2 separate regions of the Homo sapiens genome follow, and region 1 is linked to region 2. The links are chromatin contacts, found by Hi-C in ENCODE. All regions are on one chromosome and are shown on one strand. The core of a region is the stretch at or near the end of the contact, and the rest is flanking DNA. Distances in the headings are between cores, read along the strand shown. Region 1 holds the start of OR2AG2 (olfactory receptor family 2 subfamily AG member 2). Region 2 overlaps DCHS1 (dachsous cadherin-related 1).

Region 1 (7,042 bases), core at 816-3,315, 120 kb before region 2:
TGAAATAGAAAGAAAGGTTGAATGTCAGGTATGTAGGGACTAATTGATTATTACCATAAACTCAGCTCCCAGAATGCAAGCTAGGACCTTGATAATATCCTCACCTTCCCATAAGGTCATGAAACAGTGAGAGAAATCTAATGTAGCTGATGCCATCTTACTTCTGACCTCACAAGCTAACTGCCTTTGCTCATTCCTACTGTGGACCAAGCCAATCACAAAAAGAATTTAGATTATACTTTAACTTTAGAACTAATGACTCTCTCACTTTTGAAACAGACCCCCAAGGAGGTAAGGAAGTATGCATACAAGTAACAATGATTAAAGATTTATAGAAACAAGGTGGACTTGACAAGTAGTTGACCATGAACAAAGAAGTTTTGCCACCTCCTCAGACCTTTGCTGATGCCCAGACATCTGTGTTCACCAGTCACCTCCTGGTCTTAGCCCCATCCCTTTTCCCCCTCCCTCTAACATAAAAGGAGCCTAAAAATTAATCAACTTTAGATAGTTCTTTAGGATGTTAGTCCACCATCTTCTCAGTTTGCTGGCTTTCTGAAATAAAGTTGTCTTCCTTGCCCCAACACCTTTTCTCTCCACTTATTGGCTGTCGTGTGGCAAGTAGTAGAAGATTTGGACTCGACCACATTTAGCAGTCCAGCTCTCTGCCTCCTTTCACTATAACTATTAACGCAAATTTCATGTCCATCATTTTCTTTCTTCATTTATATGTAGTTTTATTGAATGTACACATATTTATAGGAAGTTTATTTTCACTTAAGTTCTTAACACTGCAAAAGAAGTACCACGATATATAATCCTAAGGTGTCTCTTGCTTCCCTTAATATTAGTTTCCTAAGTTGCTTTTTTTGTTGTATGCTCTGGTTCCTTTGTTTAGATTCCTACATAGTAACCCTTTGGTGCATATCTATCTATTCCACTGTTGATGGGCATAAAGGTCGTTTCTAATTTTTATTGTACTGTGAATAATGCTGCTCTTATAATTTACATGTTTAAAACCGTCTTTTCAGTACATTCCTTTTATAATTAAAAAATAAAAAGATTTTTATATTAGTTCTTCTGTTGCACTTCTGAAATAATTTTGAGTATATATTTTATATAAACAGAAAGTGGAAACTTATTTTTATTTTTTTTAAGTTCAAAGAGAAAAGATATGATAACTCCGGAAGAAATTTTCAGCATTTCCTGGTGAAATGGCTGATTAAAGAGATACTAAAGAATGAGGAAGATTAAGCACAGAATTGGGTGAGAGATGGGAAAGCCTGAACTAAAAGCAGAAGTGAGTGCAAGCAGGTGCTGTGTCATCATCCCAAAGCTCTGAGCAGCTCAGCTGACTGATCACAGAATATGTAGGCCCATGAACAAATGAACACACACAAGAGGGAGTAGAAAGGAGAAACAAAGAACTGAAAAATAAATTAGTGCTGGATCCTCATTAAAGCTCAGTGAAGGAAGACCTGATATTAACAGAAGCATAGTTAACTCCCTCTAGTTGGTAATAGCCCAGGCTAGTGGCACAAAGAGGGATATGTGAGTGGCAGCATCTATAGAACCCATGAGACAGACTTTATATTTTGGACAGAGGGCTGGACAGGGAGGTGTTGCTTTTCAGATTGGTTACTGACACTATCTATTTTGTCAGAAACAGCCTCTGTCTGGTTTTCCGGTCAGTGATTTCTAGGTTAAAATTATAGTTTTGGTTTTGTAAGGCAGGAGAAAGATCTTAGACTCCAATGAGTGGTGAGACACAGCAAGCCCATGGCGGGCAGAACAAGGCCTCAAGGTTCAGAGCTCATTTGGTGGTAAAGTTTGAAGAAATGGCAGGCCAGGAGACATGCCCAAGGGGATTTATTAAAATCCCATTTCCTGGAGCAATATTTTCAGGGGAGGTCATGTCAGCTGAGAGGGTGAGACTATGAACCCTCCCCCAGGACAGGCCTCACTGTTGGCGCAGAGACAGTAAGGCTGGGCATTGGTGGGTCTCTTTTAAGCAGCTCTTCTTATACCTCTTTTCTCACATTCCTGCTGTGCTCCTCTTTTATCATGAAACACAGCATGAGGGGAATATATGAAATCTGAGGACCTGGACTTAAGAACTCAGCTAGAACCATTCCAAAGCAGTAAGGACTTTCTCGCAAGGACAGTGAATGAGAGAACTTTGGAAGAGATTCAGCTCCTCACTTCTGCAGGATCCTGCCCTAGGTTCTCAGCTGCCTGTCTGCATCTATCTCTACTTCCAGAGAGGACTTGCAGTGCCAGTGACTGGAGGAGCCTTTGATCTCTGATCCTAGAGACAGCCATACACACACCTACATTCATCCTGGCCAGAAGAAGCAACTTTTCTTTCTTTGGCTTCTTGAACCTCTTTACCTGGAAGCTATGCCCCTTCCCATATGAGGTAAGGGCTCTGTCTCCGTTTCAAGGCAATATGGGAAGTCTGGAAGTCCTGAGAAACAGGGTCAAGACCTTACACTGCTCTCCTTCTCAGATTCTCTAGTTCCTCAGGCTTTATGATTCACTCACTCCCATCTATATCTTATCAACCTTGTACATGTACCCATCTTGCACATGTAGGAACAACCAAAATAATTCTATGCCATTGGCCAGCCGTGAGTTCCTAGAATTCCTGATGATGGCCTCCTGGTAAAAGTCTCAGTACTTACCTTTGTTACATCTAGATTTTCCTGGCCTCCAGTAGTTTGATGTGAGTCCCCAAATGAATAGTACCTCAAAGGAGGACTATCTAAAATATGCTGAAGTGCCTTTCCCCTGCAGGACTGCTTGGCGCTAAGTCCAGTGCCACACAAAAAGCCAAATGAAGTAAATACAAAAAATAAATATACTGAGCAGAGATGAAAAAGAAAAACTTATAAAATATACTTCCAAAAATTTAGCTCTACCTTGTTAATTGACTGACCATTTTCCATAAACTATAGCAATGCCTCTTAATATCAGCCTCTGCTGACTTCTCTTGGTTTGAAATACCCGCAACCACCAGCAGTTTTCCAGAATGAAGCTCTTCCTCTGTAGGCCCAGTGTGTGTTCTCTGGCCTTTCCCTTTAGATGACCCCAGAGAGAACTCAGTAAATGGAAAGAAGGGAAAACAATAGTCCCGTATCAGAGGGAGGAGGTAGGTATGTAGGATCCTGAGTCCTGGTTACACCACCTTACCCAAGCCCTGATTTTTCTTCTCTTTGAAATCCTGTCCAAACATCTGGTGCAGGAAGCTAGAAGAATGTGCCCAGCTAATTATGTTCCTCCTTTTATTTACCTGTCCATTCATCTTTTTATTCAAGAAAAATGAAGGCATTTCAAATCTAATATTTAGCAGAAATAGTGCTTAGAATTGACTTTGGACTTGTGTTTTTGTTGTCAACAGACAAATAAGGTTTTCCGGTCAGTGGGTCAGTGGTTCCTAGGTTAAAATTATAGTTTTGATTTTGTAAGGCAGGAGAAAATTCTTAGACTACATTGCGTGGTGAAACACAGTTTTATACAGGGTATTTTTCTGGGGGTTTCTTGTCCAGACTTCACTGGGCAAAAGTGCAAGGAGGACATTCATGTACTGTATTTTAAGGTTCTGACTTTCACGGTACCATCCCTCACTTTTTTTTTTTTAATTATATCCTGACCCATTTTGATTTAGCCACCTCCTATTTATCCTCAGCCTTTAGTCTGTATACCACTTCCTTGGTGAATCCTTTCCTGAAAACTCACTTATATGTTCTCCTAGTGTATTTTCTTTCATGTATTTTTTTTTCACTGGATGTATGTAGGTGTTTGTGGGATCGATTTTTCACATCTACACAGTTGCCCAAGTGCAGTGCCTGAGATATCATAGGTCCTTAGTAAATATTTATTGAATGAATGAAAGGAGCAGGATCAGATGCGCCTTCCAATGTCAGGTTTTTGTATGACCTTACCACTTAAAGGTTCTAACTCTGAGTTGACCAGGATAGGGACATAAATGGATAGTTGGAGAAGTAGGTGCAGATTATGGAAGGGAAAGATGAATAATTTGATCAAGAATTATTTGTCTCTTCCAAAAGGCCTCCTAAGTCTTCCATCCGACTGTGAAAAAACTGCATTCACAAAAAGCGAGCCAAGTGAACGCTGTCCCACATGGACCTCACACTCCACTCCTCCTCCCCAACCCCTAGCAGCAGAGCTATCATATGGATTCAGGGTTCAGCAGAAACACCATTTTCCTTGTATTCCTAAGATTTGTGGGGAGAAATCTTCTTCTCACCTTGTGTGTGTTGCTGTGGCTCACAGGTAACGCTATTGCTTTGGGCCGTTTCTACAATGTCTCCTCCTTTGTAGCTCACCCCTTGTATCATGTGCCCTAAACACAAACACCTGCCATGCCACCACAAATCTCATGTATTGCCTTTATTCCTGCCTGTTTCTGAGAAAACATCTTATTATCTCAGCAAACACCTTTTGTACTGTTCCTCTAGATTTACCTCTAGAATCGATACCGCCATGACTGTTAAATTCAGCCCAGAATTCTCTTTCCCTCCAGCAGAGCAGCACTTGAAGAGTCCAGGTGATCAAGCAGCCCAAGAACCCAGAGATTCTCCTACTGAGGAAAGTAATCAACAACAATGAGACTGGTTTAAGGGAGAAGACAGCAAAGAGGTTTTTTATAAATAAAATTTTAAAAACTGAATTGGAATTCCAACTACATTTTAAGCAGAAAAATAGCTAGATCTTAAACCAATCCCCAGTATATTTGTTCATTGTGAAGAAAGAGATGCTTTCATCTATCTACAAAGATGTTTGCTTGGGCTTATTCTTCAGGATACCTTATTTGAAGGGATTTCTAAATGATTACTATTAACAACATGTCAAAATACCTGATACCAGTTTAGCTGATGGTTTATTTCAATAAAAGCATTCAGAAATCAGAGGCATACTAAGAAATGGAAAATATATCATATTATGGGATTCCTATTGGCCAATGCACAGTGACCTAGAACAATCCAAAGCTAGAGTGAACACCTTTAGAAAAGCTTCCACTGATAATATATTTGGTTCTAGGCAACTAAAAAAACACATCATGGAGCTCCGGAACTCCACCTTGGGAAGCGGCTTCATCTTGGTGGGGATTCTGAATGACAGTGGGTCTCCTGAACTGCTCTATGCTACATTTACAATCCTATACATGTTGGCACTGACCAGCAATGGTCTGCTGCTCCTGGCCATCACCATAGAAGCCCGGCTCCACATGCCCATGTACCTCCTGCTTGGGCAGCTCTCTCTCATGGACCTCCTGTTCACATCTGTTGTCACTCCCAAGGCCCTTGCGGACTTTCTGCGCAGAGAAAACACTATCTCCTTTGGAGGCTGTGCACTTCAGATGTTCCTGGCACTGACAATGGGTAGCGCTGAGGACCTCCTACTGGCCTTCATGGCCTATGACAGGTATGTGGCCATTTGTCATCCTCTGAAATACATGACCCTCATGAGCCCAAGAGTCTGCTGGATCATGGTGGCCACATCCTGGATCCTGGCATCCCTGATTGCTATAGGACATACCATGTACACTATGCACCTCCCTTTCTGTGTGTCCTGGGAAATCAGGCATCTGCTCTGTGAGATCCCACCCTTGCTGAAGTTGGCCTGTGCTGATACCTCCAGGTATGAGCTTATAATATACGTGACAGGTGTGACTTTCCTCTTGCTCCCCATTTCTGCCATTGTGGCCTCCTACACACTAGTCCTATTCACTGTGCTTCGTATGCCATCAAATGAGGGGAGGAAGAAAGCCCTTGTCACCTGCTCTTCCCACCTGATTGTGGTCGGGATGTTCTATGGAGCTGCCACATTCATGTATGTCTTGCCCAGTTCCTTCCACAGCCCCAAACAAGACAACATCATCTCTGTTTTCTACACAATTGTCACTCCAGCCCTGAATCCACTCATCTACAGCCTGAGGAATAAGGAGGTCATGCGGGCCTTGAGGAGGGTCCTGGGAAAATACATACTGCTGGCACATTCCACGCTCTAGGGAAGGATCATGGCTTGCCTCTCACCATTCCTCCTCCAGATAAAATTCTCTACTCACTCATTCCTGCTCCAAATAAAATTCTCTACTCACTCATTCTTCAATACTGTACTCTGAGATGATAGATACATTTTTTAAATTTTACTTTTATTTTCAACTGTGAATCTGGTGTGTACAATGATCTTGAGTTAAACTCATTTGGCACACATCATCCTGACTTTGGAAACCCATGTTATAAAAATAACCAGATGGGGGAAAAGCCTTGAATGGGTGTTGTAGACTCACTCTGTGGTAGGCATCGTCCTGACACATTACCAAGTAGACATGGTAGGGGATTAGCTTTCCATTTTAACATCACATAGCAGTGAGAAGCAGCAGTAGTTTTGGACTGACCAAATTCCAATAGCCTCTCAGCATCAGAGGAGGACTACTCCCTTTGAAGCAGATTCTTAAACTACTAATAGAGGGAAGAATTTTCAGAAGATATATTAGACTTCCTGTTTATTAAGTAGATGATTATTTGAGCAGTTAGTGGAAATGAATAAGAGTTATGTGACTGCATTTGTACTCTAGACCTAAGGGACCTTCACATTGGTTACTTGAGTAATGATAAATAATTACATTGAAAGAGTGTGGCCAGGCGCAGTAGCTCACGCCTGTAATCCAAGCACTTTGGGAGGCTGAGGTGGGCAGATCACCTGAGGTAAGGAGTTCAAGACCAGCCTGGCCAACGTGTGGAACCCGGGTCTCTACTAAAAATACAAAAATGAGCGGGGCATAGTTGTGGGTGCCTGTAATCCCAGCTACTCGGGAGGCTGAGGCAGGAGAATTGCTTGACCCTGGGAGGCGGAGGTCGCAGTGAGCTGAGATCGCGCCACTGCACTCCAGCCTGAGCAACAGAGAGAGACTCCGTTTCAATAAATAAATAAATAAATAGAAAGAAAGAATGGAAAAGGATAAAGAAAGATATTTCTACTTGGAAATTTTGACAGTCTTTTTGAAAATGGGCAT
Region 2 (6,692 bases), core at 2,206-4,705:
TCTCCTAGCTTCTTCCCAGCTTCCTGCTGACCCCCCTTCCTTCAGCTCCTGTATCCATCTTCCCTAGGTAACCTTCTGACACCAGGCCACTTTCAACCACTGCCACTTGGGAGGGGCTTCCATTTCCCTGTGTCTCCTGGTGAAAGGGCACCTCCTCCAGGAGGTCCACCTGGAACTTCCAAGCCCTTCTCTGCTCACTTAGTATGCTGCAGTGTCCTTGTTATTTTTTTCTCTTTCTAAGCTACTGGATAGAAGAAGCTTGTTATCTCTCAGAGCCTAGAACACACCTCTTATATGGATGGTGAGAGAGAAAGAAGGAAAGGAAGAAAGAGAAGAAAGAGGGGAGAGGGAGCCACACTTTAGACTTTCCAGACACACTATTTATGGCCTGGATGACTTAGCTTCTTTGAGCTCCCCTTTCATCAGGTGAAAATGGAGGTAGCAGTATCTCCTTAAGAGAGTTGTTTTGGGGATTCAGAAGGAAAATTATTAAGTGTTCAGCTATTAACTTAGTTAATTTTACTTCTACCATCTCAGCCCCTCTACTATGCTGTCCTACCCTCAGCTTCCCACTTTTCCAAATTTGTTCTTCTCCTTCAACATTCTGGTTGCTACATCTCCAACTTTTCTGCTAGCTCTGGCCTTGCTGGCCTCTTCTACAGCCTAGACCCTGATTGTCAGGGTCAGAATTTAGGGCAACCCTTGCTGCATGTCACTACCCCGTGCCCCAGCTCCCTCACCCTGCCCTGCCCGTCCCTGCCGAGTCTCCCTACCTGTGAACATCATGAAGGAAAGGACTTGATCTGTCCACGTCACCTCTATCTCTAGGGCTTAGTATGGCATTTGGCACATGGTAAGTCTTCAACAAGTATTTGTTGAATAACAGATTTATCAATGAATCACTTCACATGTGTACCCTACGACCTCCTCTCCCCTCTCCATTTTTTCTTTGTCTCCTGGAGGCCTCCAGTCATCCTCCATGTTCCTTCCCCTCTCTTACCACCTGCCCCCATGCTCACCTGGACTGACAATTGTCTCAACATTGAGCTCCTCCTCCTCTCACCCACCCTGCACACACTGCCAGATGTATTCTCCTAAAACAGAACTTTGATCATTCTCCTTCCCTGCTTTGCTGCCTGACCAGTTATATGAGCTTTTATCAGAGCATCCCGAGCCCTCCAGCAGGCAAGCAGTGTGGTCTAACAGAAAGCACTAGCTTTGGAGTCTGTCAGGACTGCATTCTAGATCATTCTAAATGTCTCTCTGCTACCTTCTTTGAGCCCTCAGTTTCCTCATCTGTGAAATAACACTTACTGCAGAGTTACTGTGTGTGTGTGGCACACAACAGCAGCAGCTAACATTTAGTGAGCGTTCACTGTGTGCTGGACATTGTGCTATGTTTATTGTTAGCATTATTTCATTAACTCTCATATCAACCATTTAAGGTAAGCACTTTAAACCCCAGAGGTTTAAGAGGAAACTAACACTTAGAATGTTTAGTAACTTGCCTAGACTCATGCTTAAGTGGCCGAGTCAGGATTTGAACTCCAGCCTGACAGTCGAGCCTGCCTTCTTAACCACTATAATAATATCTCATGCTCACATACTTATAAAGCTTACTATGTGCCAGACACTACTCTAACAGCCAAATACAATGTAGTAGGTATTATTATTGTCCTTATTTATAAATGAGGAAATGGAAGCACTGAGAAACTAAGTGGCTTGCCCAAGGTCACACAGCCAGTAAGTGAAACTGGGAACCAAATCCAGCTGGCTTGGCCCTGGAGTCTGCATCTTAACCACTATCCTGTCCTGCCTTGCTATGATATATTGTCTCCCTATTCTAGGGGTGTAGTAAGCATGTATTGGTGAATGAATCCATGCTGATGTCTGCTCTATGGCTAGCTATTGGTTGATCCATTCTTTCTCATTTCCCACTGCAAGAGGCTTGCACCCTTAGTACTCTTCTGGCACAATTTTCTCCACGATCACTAGAGACCTCCTCACTGCTAAATTTAGTGTCCACTTCTCAGCCCTTATCTTACTTGAATTCTCAGCAGCATTGGACATTATCGATCCCTTTCTTTTTTGAAATGTTTTCTCCCTTAACTTCTGTGATACTGCCCCCAGGAAGAATAAAGGTCTCTTCAACCTACTGCTTAATGTAACTAGTTCTCAGGGTTCTGTCCAAGACTCTCTGCTCACTCTACACATTCTATCTGATGGAGTCTCTAAGGCCACAGCTTTCAGTTACCCCATGATTTGTCCAAATCCACATCTCCAACCCTGGTCTCTATGCTAAGCTGCAGGCTTGCAAACCCAGCTGTGCTTGAATATCTTCACATGGGGATCCCAACAGTCACCCCCCAAAATGGCTTTTCCTCTGCAGTGTCCAAATGGAACCACTTTAGTAACCTGGCCAGAACCCTGGTAGGCAGGCCGAAGTCTAGAGTCCTTCCACTCCCTCATCTTCCTGGAGAGTCAGTGACCAAGTCTTCTTACCTTCACCTCCTCACATCTTTCATGTCTGTATCCTCAGCCTCACCGCTGCTAACCTGGACTCTCCCAGAGGCCTCATTCTTCACCTCTCTCCTCCAGATTCTCTTCCTTTTTCAGGCCTCCCTTGCCCTGTGAGGACTCTGTCCCCTCAACTTCCCTGTAATTTCTTATTCTCTCCATCTTTCTCTCCTCCCTGAATCTCAGGCAACATAGACTACATAGTCCTGCGACCAAATTAAGGCTGTGTTAACTCAGGAAAATTGTTTCACTCTGAGTCTCAATTTCCTTGTTTGAAAATGGAAGCCGGGATTCCTTCCTCACAGGGTTGTTATGGTGATTAAATGAGATACTGTCTGTGAGCTGCTTGGCACAGGGCCCAGCGCACCATAAAAGCTCAGAAAATAGACTTTTCCTCTGCCTCTTTTGCTCACATCTGTCCTCAGCTTCTCCCTGGAGTGCTTCCTGGGAACCAGTCCTCAGGAGGGACAGAGCCAGGCCCGGGCACTGCTCTGGCCACTGTCCTATGGGGCTGTCCCAGGGATATCCAGGGAAGCTAGTTTGTTAGCTGTCTCCTCCTCCCTCCTGAGCCCCCTCCTCCTTCTTCCAGCTCTGGCCCAGCACGCACCGGTGGGGCTGTGGCTGTTCCTGCCTCAACTCACCTCCCCTTTCTGAATTAGCTCTGCTCCCTCTTTCCTCTGCCATACACAGTCACTCTCCCTCAGTCTTGTTCCCTGTCATCCCCCTACCAGAACCTCTTCTCACTTCCTCTTTCTTTTATGCCTGGCCCTGTATCCTCACCCCTTTGCTCACTGAGGCTACCCTCTTCTTCCTCCACTTCTAGCCCATCTACCTTTTGTGGCGCCCCTCCTCACCCCTGTTGTCTTTCTGCCCCTCGCTGGCCCTGGGACAGGAAGTTGAGGGAGGAGGCCTGGGTGGTGCCAGCTCCCCCAGCCTGTTTCCCCTTCAGCGCCTCGGGCCACTCCTCTACTTCCTCCTGGAGCACCCCCTTCCCTTGTAGTCCCCCTGCTCCTCCCCCCCAGCCCACCTCTCTTTCCTCTCCCATGTTCCCCCTGCTTCCAGGTCCTGTAGACACACAGGCTGGGGGTGTGAGGGAAGCTCTGTTGGTGAGGGAGGGGGAATTGACATCACGTTTCAGGCCCCAATGAACAGTCTTGCCCCTCCCCCTCCTAATGAGAACCAGCTGTGGTTCCAGAGGCCCAGATGTGGGGATGGAGGAGGAGAGCAGGATGGAGTCAGAGGACCAAGTAGCAGGACCGGGGACAGAGTGAGGGCACGTAGCAAGGCAGAATCAGGTGGGAGAAGAGCCATGACAGATTTGGAAGAAGGAAGAAGACAGATCTAGGCAGGAGGCAGCATATGCTGGGGAAAGAGACAAGATGGAGGGGCAGGCCAGATCTGGGGAAGGGATGGGACAGACCTGGATGGGGAAAGATACAAGAGCAGGGAGGAGGAGCCAATCTCAGGGAAGAGGAGTGAGAAACACTGGACGGACTTGGGGAGATGGTGCAGGGGAGAGCTGGAGCGAGCATGAGACGGTCTCGGGAGAGAGTCTGGAGTTCGAGTTTGGAACTGGAAGGCTTGCAGCAGGAAGTGATGAGGCACAGTCCAGACAGAGGCCCCAGGGACCTGGAGGTCACAGCTGCAGCCGCAGAGCTGACCACGAGTGCCCCGGCAGCATGTGCGAGAGCATGCCTGCGTGTGGGTGGGTCTTCAAGTGTGAGTGCATGCTCGCCTTGTCAGTCTGTGCATACGTGACACTGGGCCTGTGTGTGTGGAGGGTGGGTGTGTGTGGAGGGTGGGTGTGTGTGTGTATGTGGGGGCATATCAGAGGGTGTGAACATGCCTCTTGGTGTGAGGGCCATGAGAAAGTGTCTTTCTGTGTGTGTGTATGTATGCCTGCATACGTGTGGGGGTGGGTTCCATGTGAAGGAATAGGCTCATCTGTGTGGAAAATGTGCTTCTGTGTATATATGTGAAAGGGTCTCTGTGTGTGTGCACTGGCTGTGTATGTTAAAGCAAGCCTCTGCGCACGTGTGTATGAGCATGTGTTGAATGTACCTGTGTGCATGTGCATCTGCCTGCATGGGAATGCATCTTCGTAAGCCTGACAGCATGAGAGAGAGTGCCAGGCAGTGCATGGGGCTGTGACTTTGTGAGTGTGCACCTTTGCGTGTCCACCGTGAAAGTGTTCTGCAAGAGTTTGCAGTGGTAGGAGCACAGGTTGAGAGAAGGAGTTGTTTTCACACAGGGCATCTGCCTGGACATGAGTCTCTCCTCTTGAAGTCTGATCATTCACCTGAGATTTATCTCAAACCATTCATAGATTGCTTCATTCAGAAAACGTGTTTATCATGTACTATATGCTGTGCTCCATGCTACATACAAAGATGAAGAAAATACAGTCTGGGCTCACAAACAGCTACTTGTCTGGGTAGGAAGACAGGTAACTATAATACAGAGTATGATAAGCACATTGGCCTCACTATTATCTTCCCTCCCTCCAAACCATGACTGCTTTCTCTCCACTAACTGATTAAATCAATAGAGCCATTCTTACCCCTTGACCCCTAGCCCAGCCTTTGGGCTTAGATCCCTGATCTGGGCCCTGGAACCATCCTTGTACTCTCATCCTCTCCCTTCTTCAGATCAGGCCTGGGTTCACCCTGACCTCCTTGTTCTGAATCCCTCTGACCTGTTATTCCATGTGGCACACATACAACCCCAGCATTCTGAAGCTGGGATGAAGGCAGAGAGGGGGCCTATCAGGGGATGGTGCTGGGAATTAATGAAAGAGAGTCTAGCAAATACCCAGCTCTGTGTTCCTTTCTTACATTGTTTCTAATTTTCACAAAACCCCACAGGATAGGTGTCAGCATAGCCATTTTACAGATTACGGACATAATGCGCAGCCTGGGGCTCAAACCCAGTCCAAGCTCCAAAGCCCCTGCTCTTTTTGTTGCTTCACACAGATGGGAGAGAGGAGGTGGGTCAGAAGTGTAAGTAGGGGAGTCAGAAACCCACCTCTCTCTGTGGAAAGGAAGTCCTACAGCACAGCAAATCTGTAAAGACCTGAGAACAGGTTTGTGTAGTCACAGGACTGACCGAGGGGCCTCAGGGTCCTGGGCTCACATGTGTTTGTGTGTGTTGTCTCAGTTGGCATGACCATGGATGTGTCTCTCTGAGTGTGTTACGTGAGTATGGTGGTGTGGAAGCATGAGGCTCTGACCATTCATTTAGCACGGGCTGCCTGCTCTTGCTATAACTCTACTAAATGCTGGAGAATCAAGAGGCTAACCAAGACCTGTCACTGCCCTCAAGGAGTCTCCAATCCAGTGCAGAGGGCAGACACATGAACAAATCGAGGCTGCTGTGCAATTTATTGTCAGTGTTTACCAAAAGTAATGAGAGCCCAGTAGTGTGTATAATAGGCTCTGCACAGGCAGGAGGGAGTGATTTTGTGGAGAGGATTTTTAGAGGTTATCTCATGACAAAACAGTAGCAAATACAAGGTGAGGAGTTAGGAAGGAGCATGGTAATAGATTTCATGTTGGAGTGCAAGGTATGGTGGGGGAAGTAAAGGTGAGGGACCATGGAGAAGTTGGCAGGGCTCAGATCATGAAGACATGTTAAGGACTTTATCTTGTAGATCAGAAGTTCTATACCTAGTTAGTGTCCATGAACCTCTTGATGCTATAGACATAAGTTTGTGTGGTTGCCTTTCTTTCCGTAGAGGGGCATTTGTTTTCTGCTGTCAGTTATGGGAACCAGTGGAAACCTTTCATCAGGAGTGGTTTGGTGAGAGTTGTGTAGGTATCTCCAGTCAGGTGGAGATGGATCAGAAGGTCCAAGCCAGTAAGTGGAAGACCAGTGAGGAGCTGTTGCAGGAATCACAAGGAGAGATGTTCGGACTGGGATGTGGCAATTTGGAGAAACAAGAAAGACCTGAGACATGTCTAGTTGAAGTGGTGGGGTTTACATGACTAATTGGAAATCAGGACTGAGGATAAGCAAGGACACAAGGAGAGCTTCTGGATTGCTAGTTGGACACCTGGATGGATGGTGGCCCTATTCACAGGAAAAGGAATGGAGGGGAAGCAGTTTGAGGTGATGACTGGGGATACTGAAGCCCAGTATATGGCTGGACATGTGTCTCCAGAGGTCTTCAGAGCTGG

Evidence for each region. Hi-C counts contacts between places; a loop is a spot of excess contacts on that map. Pooled maps may share reads with other maps.
Region 1: a pooled map shows a loop between it and region 2 (2.0-fold over the local background). The contact joins the promoter of OR2AG2 here to the enhancer-like site in region 2. A Hi-C loop is called at or near these places in 1 of 50 pooled maps.

What each region holds. Positions count from the first base shown.
Region 1 is chr11:6,766,999-6,774,040 of GRCh38, reverse strand. It overlaps OR2AG2 (olfactory receptor family 2 subfamily AG member 2), which reads left to right and starts at 2,065. Exons shown (of 2, transcript NM_001004490.2): 1 at 2,065-2,419; 2 at 4,547-7,042. The coding sequence starts at 5,084. The coding sequence ends at 6,034.
Region 2 is chr11:6,643,759-6,650,450 of GRCh38, reverse strand. The region is part of intron 1 of DCHS1 (dachsous cadherin-related 1); the gene reads left to right. Among named protein-coding and RNA genes, the nearest start is that of DCHS1, 8.7 kb to the left of the region's middle. RefSeq lists an enhancer at 2,795-3,295. Within about 2 kb of position 3,455, at least 25 of the 41 ENCODE cell types and tissues checked have a DNase peak (open chromatin) inside an H3K27ac peak, as active enhancers do.